2 separate regions of the Homo sapiens genome follow, and region 1 is linked to region 2. The links are chromatin contacts, found by Hi-C or POLR2A ChIA-PET in ENCODE. All regions are on one chromosome and are shown on one strand. The core of a region is the stretch at or near the end of the contact, and the rest is flanking DNA. Distances in the headings are between cores, read along the strand shown.

The links. Hi-C counts contacts between places; a loop is a spot of excess contacts on that map. ChIA-PET counts read pairs that join two places held with the same protein, here RNA polymerase II (POLR2A). Pooled maps may share reads with other maps.
Region 1: a loop to region 2 is called in a map of A673, with 3 times the contacts of the local background. The contact joins the enhancer-like site here to the promoter of LINC02013 in region 2. A Hi-C loop is called at or near these places in 2 of 168 maps with a recorded cell type or tissue (A673 and IMR-90) and 2 of 50 pooled maps. POLR2A ChIA-PET finds 5 or more read pairs at or near these places in 2 of 52 experiments (GM12878 and activated T-cell).

Annotation. Positions count from the first base shown.
Region 1 is chr3:190,200,614-190,203,503 of GRCh38, reverse strand. No RefSeq gene overlaps it. Among named protein-coding and RNA genes, the nearest start is that of P3H2-AS1, 81 kb to the right of the region's middle. Within about 2 kb of position 1,548, at least 4 of the 41 ENCODE cell types and tissues checked have a DNase peak (open chromatin) inside an H3K27ac peak, as active enhancers do; they include A673, where a contact is called at or near this core.
Region 2 is chr3:190,698,017-190,700,993 of GRCh38, reverse strand. It overlaps LINC02013 (long intergenic non-protein coding RNA 2013), which reads left to right and starts at 1,680. Exons shown (of 2, transcript NR_183762.1): 1 at 1,680-2,443; 2 at 2,844-2,977.

The DNA.
Region 1 (2,890 bases), core at 299-2,798, 500 kb after region 2:
TGGCAAAATGCCACCAGTCTCCTTGCTAAAATATAGCAAGAGTCACCTTATTCCAGTTCCCAACAAATTCCTCATCTCCATCTGAGATGACCTCAGCCTGAATTTCATCGTCCATATCATTATCAGCATTTTGGTCAAAGCCATTGAAAATGTTTCCAGGAAGTTCCAAACTTTCCCACATTTTCCTGTCTTCTTCTGAGCCCTCCAAACTGTTCCAACACCTGCTTGTTACCCAGTTCCAACACCACTTCCATATTTTTGGGTATCTTTACAGCAGTACCCCAGTCTACCAGTACCAATTTAATGTATTAGTCTGTTCTCATGCTGCTGACAAAGACATACCCAAGACTGGACAATTTACAAAGAAGAAAAGAGGTTTAATAGACTCACAGTTCCACTTGGCTGGGGAGGTCTCACACTCACGGCAGAAGGTGAAAGGTACATCTTACATGGGAGCAGTTTAGGAGAGAATGAAAGCCAAGCAAAAGGGGTTTCCCCTTATAAAACCATCAGATGTCATGGGACTCATTCACTACCATGAGAACAGTATGGGGGAACTGCCCCCATGATTCAATTACCTTCTACCAGGTCCCTCCGACAACATATGGGAATTATGGGAGCTACAATTCAAGATGAGATTTGGGTGGGGACACAGCCAAACCATATCACACTTACATAGACTTTTTTGTCACATCTAGCTCTCTAAACATAAGAAATTCATATTGGTATATAGCTTAAAGTTGAAAACAACTCTATTTTTTCCCAATGCGTGGTAAATTTTTAAAACATCATTCATGAAATACTTGCTCTCTTTTTCCCCCACCAACTTAAAATGTCACTTCAAATATCAGCTGTCAATACTTTTCATGAGTTTCTTCCTGGACTCTATGCGATTCAGCTGGCCTACTTGTTTACTTTTGCATATTTTGTGTCTTTTAATGACTGTTATGTTATGGTGCATTTTATATCTTAAGCAAGCCCTTTTTCTTCTCCTTTCTTTTTCATTTTTCTTTTGTTATTGTTTCACATTTTCTCTTACATTTGAACTATACTACCAAGTTATAATATTCAAATATACAAACAACATTCTTTGGGGGTTTTGCCTGTGATATTTTCAGACCTGTAGCTTACTCTGGAAGATGTATGCATATTATAATAATAAATATTTTAACAATTACAATATATCCCTTCATTATTCTATGTTCCTTAGTAGGGTTCTACAATTTTCCTTATAAATATCTTGTTCATTTCATGTTAGGCTTATTCCTACTTAATTTATGATTTTATTTCCTAGAACTTTATGAGAAGGAATATTCTGAACGGGTGCCCAATATCAACCTTAAGAGAAGGATATACCTCATATTTTTATTTTCCTAGCTCTATTGCCTGGCCTCCAATATACACTTAGTATGTACTATAATTAAAATACACCTTCGGGTAAATTTCGGTTTGGTTTTCTTTTAACCCATTACTTCTCAATGTACAGTGATAACATAATAAAACAAGCCACAAGATGGCAGAATAAGCCATCTTTCCTGGACTTATAGGAAGGTTTTTAGACAAGAAACTGATCACGACTTGCTCATGGAGAAGAATAAATTATTTTATACTCCACAATGAACCAGCATACTGACAATAGTATTAATCTTTTTCTTTTTTTTTTTTTTTTTTTTTTGAGACGGAGCCTCGCTCTGTCGCCCAGGCTGGAGTGCAGTAGCGCGATCTCGGCTCACTGCAAGCCCCGCCTCCCGGGTTCACGCCATTCTCCAGCCTCCCGAGTAACTGGGACTACAGGCGCCCACAACCACTCCCGGCTAAGTTTTTGTATTTTTAGTAGAGACGGGGTTTCACCGTTTTAGCCAGGATGGTCTCGATCTCCTGACCTCGTGATCCGCCCGCCTCTGCCTCCCAAAGTGCTGGGATTACAAGCGTGAGCCACCGCGCCCGGCCAACAGTATTAATCTTAAAACAAAAACTTCAATATAAAATAAAGAAAATACTTCTGACGGTAAAAACTATTACCATAAATTATACTTTACTAAATCCTTCATTCATATACATATACGAATACTATATAGAGAGAGTACTTTCTCTAATTCTTCTTCTTTACTCCACTGCAGAACTGTGGGTACTCAGTAGAGTTTAGTTTCTCATCTTCTGCTTTACTCTATTCTTTTTGTTTTTCTCTCTTCAAATAACTTATCTACTCTGATGCCAAACATCACCTCTGTGCCCACACCCGTCAAACTGTATTCATGGCCCTAAACTCAATTTCATTCTAAAGCCTTATTTATTTATTTATTTTAAGTTACATGTGCAGGATCTACAGGTTTGTTACATAGGTAAATGTGCAGGGTACATGTGCAGGATGTGCAGGTTTGTTACATTGGTAAACGTGTGCCATGGTGGTTTGCTGCACCTATCAACCTATCACCTAGGTATTAAGCCCAGCATGCAATAGCTATTTTTCCTGATGCTCTCCCTTCCACCACCCCCACCCCTGAGGTTTATGTCAAACCTCATATATATATAATATATAATATATTTTATTATATATAATATATATAATATATAATATATTTTATTATATATTATATATAATATATATTATATTTTATTATATATAATATATATAATATATAATATATTTTATTATATATTATATATAATATATATTATATTTTATTATATATAATATATATAATATATAATATATTTTATTAATATTATATATATTATATATATGAGGTTTGACATAAAAATATATTGACATATATATACACACACACATATACATATATATGAGGTTTGACATAAATATATATATACACATATATATGCGTGTGTATATATATATACACACACACACACACATATACTTGAATTATGT
Region 2 (2,977 bases), core at 431-2,930:
AAACACATAAATCTGCATCCTATATCAATGCCAACTTGACATGGATGTCTATGTTTAGAAGGAATTTATGGCATAAAGGGCAAGCAAGTGCAGACGGTGTGGGTGCTATTTCAAGCTTTCATGGATCCTGGAACAAAGCAGATTATTTGAAGAAGGTTTTAATCCTGGAAAATAAATGCAAAAACAGCATTCACAACATTCTTTTCCTAAAATATGTTGCCTAGTGACCAAATTGAATCAATTGTCAATTGATCCAGTAGGAATCTCAATGGATGGTCTGTTTGACAAGGCTTTGTGAGGAAAAATAAGGATGAGCTTGTGAGGCTCTGTCTACCCAGGGGAAAGAAGTGTGTGGCAAGAAGAAATTCTAGAGAAGGAGTGGAACGGAAGACAGGAAAAAGCTATGTCTGAAAAATAAGACAGGAATAGAAAGTTTCAACTTAATTTTTTAAAAAAATTCATGTAAGATATTGAAGAATATTGAAAACATACAGCAATAATAAAAGAAATATTTTTATTTCCAGCCTTTATTATAATTAAAGTGCTTATTTTGAAGACAGCCATCCGACGGGGAAGCAAATATTAGTATCATCATCTTCAGACATTTGAGAAAATTGATTCAAATAAAGTTAAGGAATTTGACCAACGTAACAGATGATCTGGGTCCAAAATTCATTCTCTTATGAAAGAACATTATGAAAAAAGAAAATTAAAATGTAGGAAGGAAAATACTGAAGTTTGGAAATAAAGTAAAGACGTTCATTTAAACATTAATGTGCCCATATGTATTAGCTCAAGGTACCATAACAAAACACCACAGACTGGGTGGCTTAATATGAACTTTATTTTCTCACTGTTCTGAAGGGTGGACATCCCAGTCAAGACTCCAGCTGATTCTGTTCCTGGTAAGGGAACTCTTCCTAGCTTGTGGCTAGCAGACTTCTTGCTGTGTTCTCACGAGGCCTTTTCCCTTTGTCAGAACTAAGAAAAAGAGACAGCCCTGGTGTCTCTTCCTCTTTTTCTAAGGACACCAGTTCTATCAGATTAGGGCCCCACCCTTGTGACCTCACTCAATCTTAATTACCTCTGTAAAGGACCTGTCTCCAAATACAGTCACATTGGCAGTCAAGGCTTTCATTTATGAATTTTGAGGAACACAGTTCAGGTTATAGTACCATATTTTACCCTAGCTAAATGAAGTAAGAAGCTAAACGTGATACCAGAAATACTCTTTAATGCAATTTGTATAATACAATTAAATTTCATTCAACAGAGGGGACATAATCAAAAACAAATTCACCACTCATGGAAGAACAAATCAGACATCTAAGAAGACTATTAGCAAAAGATGGCCAATCCTTAGCTCAAAGCTTCAGAAACTAGGCTTCTGGAAGCAGTCTTCTAACATGACACCAGAAAGACCCTAAGGGCTAAACTACAACAACCTGAATAGAGTATCTTGATCTCATCTTTCTCAAATGTGAATTCTTCATTTCCACCCCAATATCATCCCTTTGTAGTGAAAGTTTTCATCATTTGTTTTTATCCAAAACAGACAGTAAGACAAATATTCAAGTTTTCCCAAGAAATGCTGGTAGGGGAGTAGGGAGGAAGTGGAGAAGTAAAATAGGAAATGGAAGAATTCTAGCGCAGGGGGCATTATGAAGTCATGTACCACTATTGGTAACTGGAGCTAAATCTTTCTGGGGAACCCTAGAACTCTAGTGGGACAGAGTTTATGGGTATATTATCGAGTGAGAGGAAAGTGAAATATTGATCTGTCATCTTCCTTTATGTTATTTGTTGAGGGTTGTTTCTGGGGCAATAACTATTGCACTTCTAGTTTTCCTTGAGTGTAGACCCAATATGCTCCTACAGTCAGAAAAACACAAATCCACAGGCAAATAGCTGCATGTGTTCACAGTAAGACTTAAAACAAGACCGTATTTTCCAAATTATTGTTTATCATCATGGAGATACCCAAGCTATTTCCAAGTCTTGTTGTTTCTCTATCCTCAATATCTCTAGAATACAGTCAATTTCAATATCCATAATCCTACTAGGCTAGGCATATCACCATCATTTGCCTAGACTTTTGAATATGTTTCTAGATGGTCTTCATCCTTTCAGTATGCTTTCCTCCAGTTTATTCTACACATGGAAGCTTTACTATAGTTATAAAATATAAATGTGATCATGTAATTTCCCTGCTTAAAACACTGTAGTGTTACTCCAATGTCATCTGGATAAATCCACACTTGTTATCATACTTTGGACTTCTTAGCATGGTTCAGGAGGTTTATTTCAAGTATCAACCTCTCCTACACACACACACGCACACCACCTGATGTTCCTCACAGTGAGTGTCTATCATGGCTGTAAACGTGTTCCTGCCCAAGGAAGAGGATCTCTGTAACCCCTCTCATACTTCCTATTGCCCAGGGTAAGTACCTCAAAAGAGAACCGAAATGCAGGCATATGATTCCCCTAGATGACCTTACCTAGAATAATAATATAAGCTATCTCAATACACCAATACCTTTATATATAGTATTGTTTCTTGTGATGTTGGTAGCCAGTTCCTAACTTTCTTTGCTGAACCCTGGCCAAAACATGATTTTCCAATCCATTATTTTTTCAAATCTGAGAGGAGTTTCTGCAGAATCTTCCCAGACAAGCTTCTGTTGGTGAAGGGTTACATTTTGAGGGCAGCCTCTGATTTGGAAATATATTTAAAACTAGGTTACAGGAAAACAAAACAAAACTAGTTGGAATTGAGAAGGTTGTGGGTGAGTCACACCTCAAAAAAAAAATAACAATCTCTGCTTCTCATTTCTGGCTAGACACTGGACCTGCAATGCCTCCTATGAGACTACATACAGTGGGCGTGTTATGGATGGCTGAAGCACAGCACGGTACTGTTGTAACAAGAAACAGCCTCTTCTGTAAGGGACAAATTGCCGAGAGTGCAGCTTTT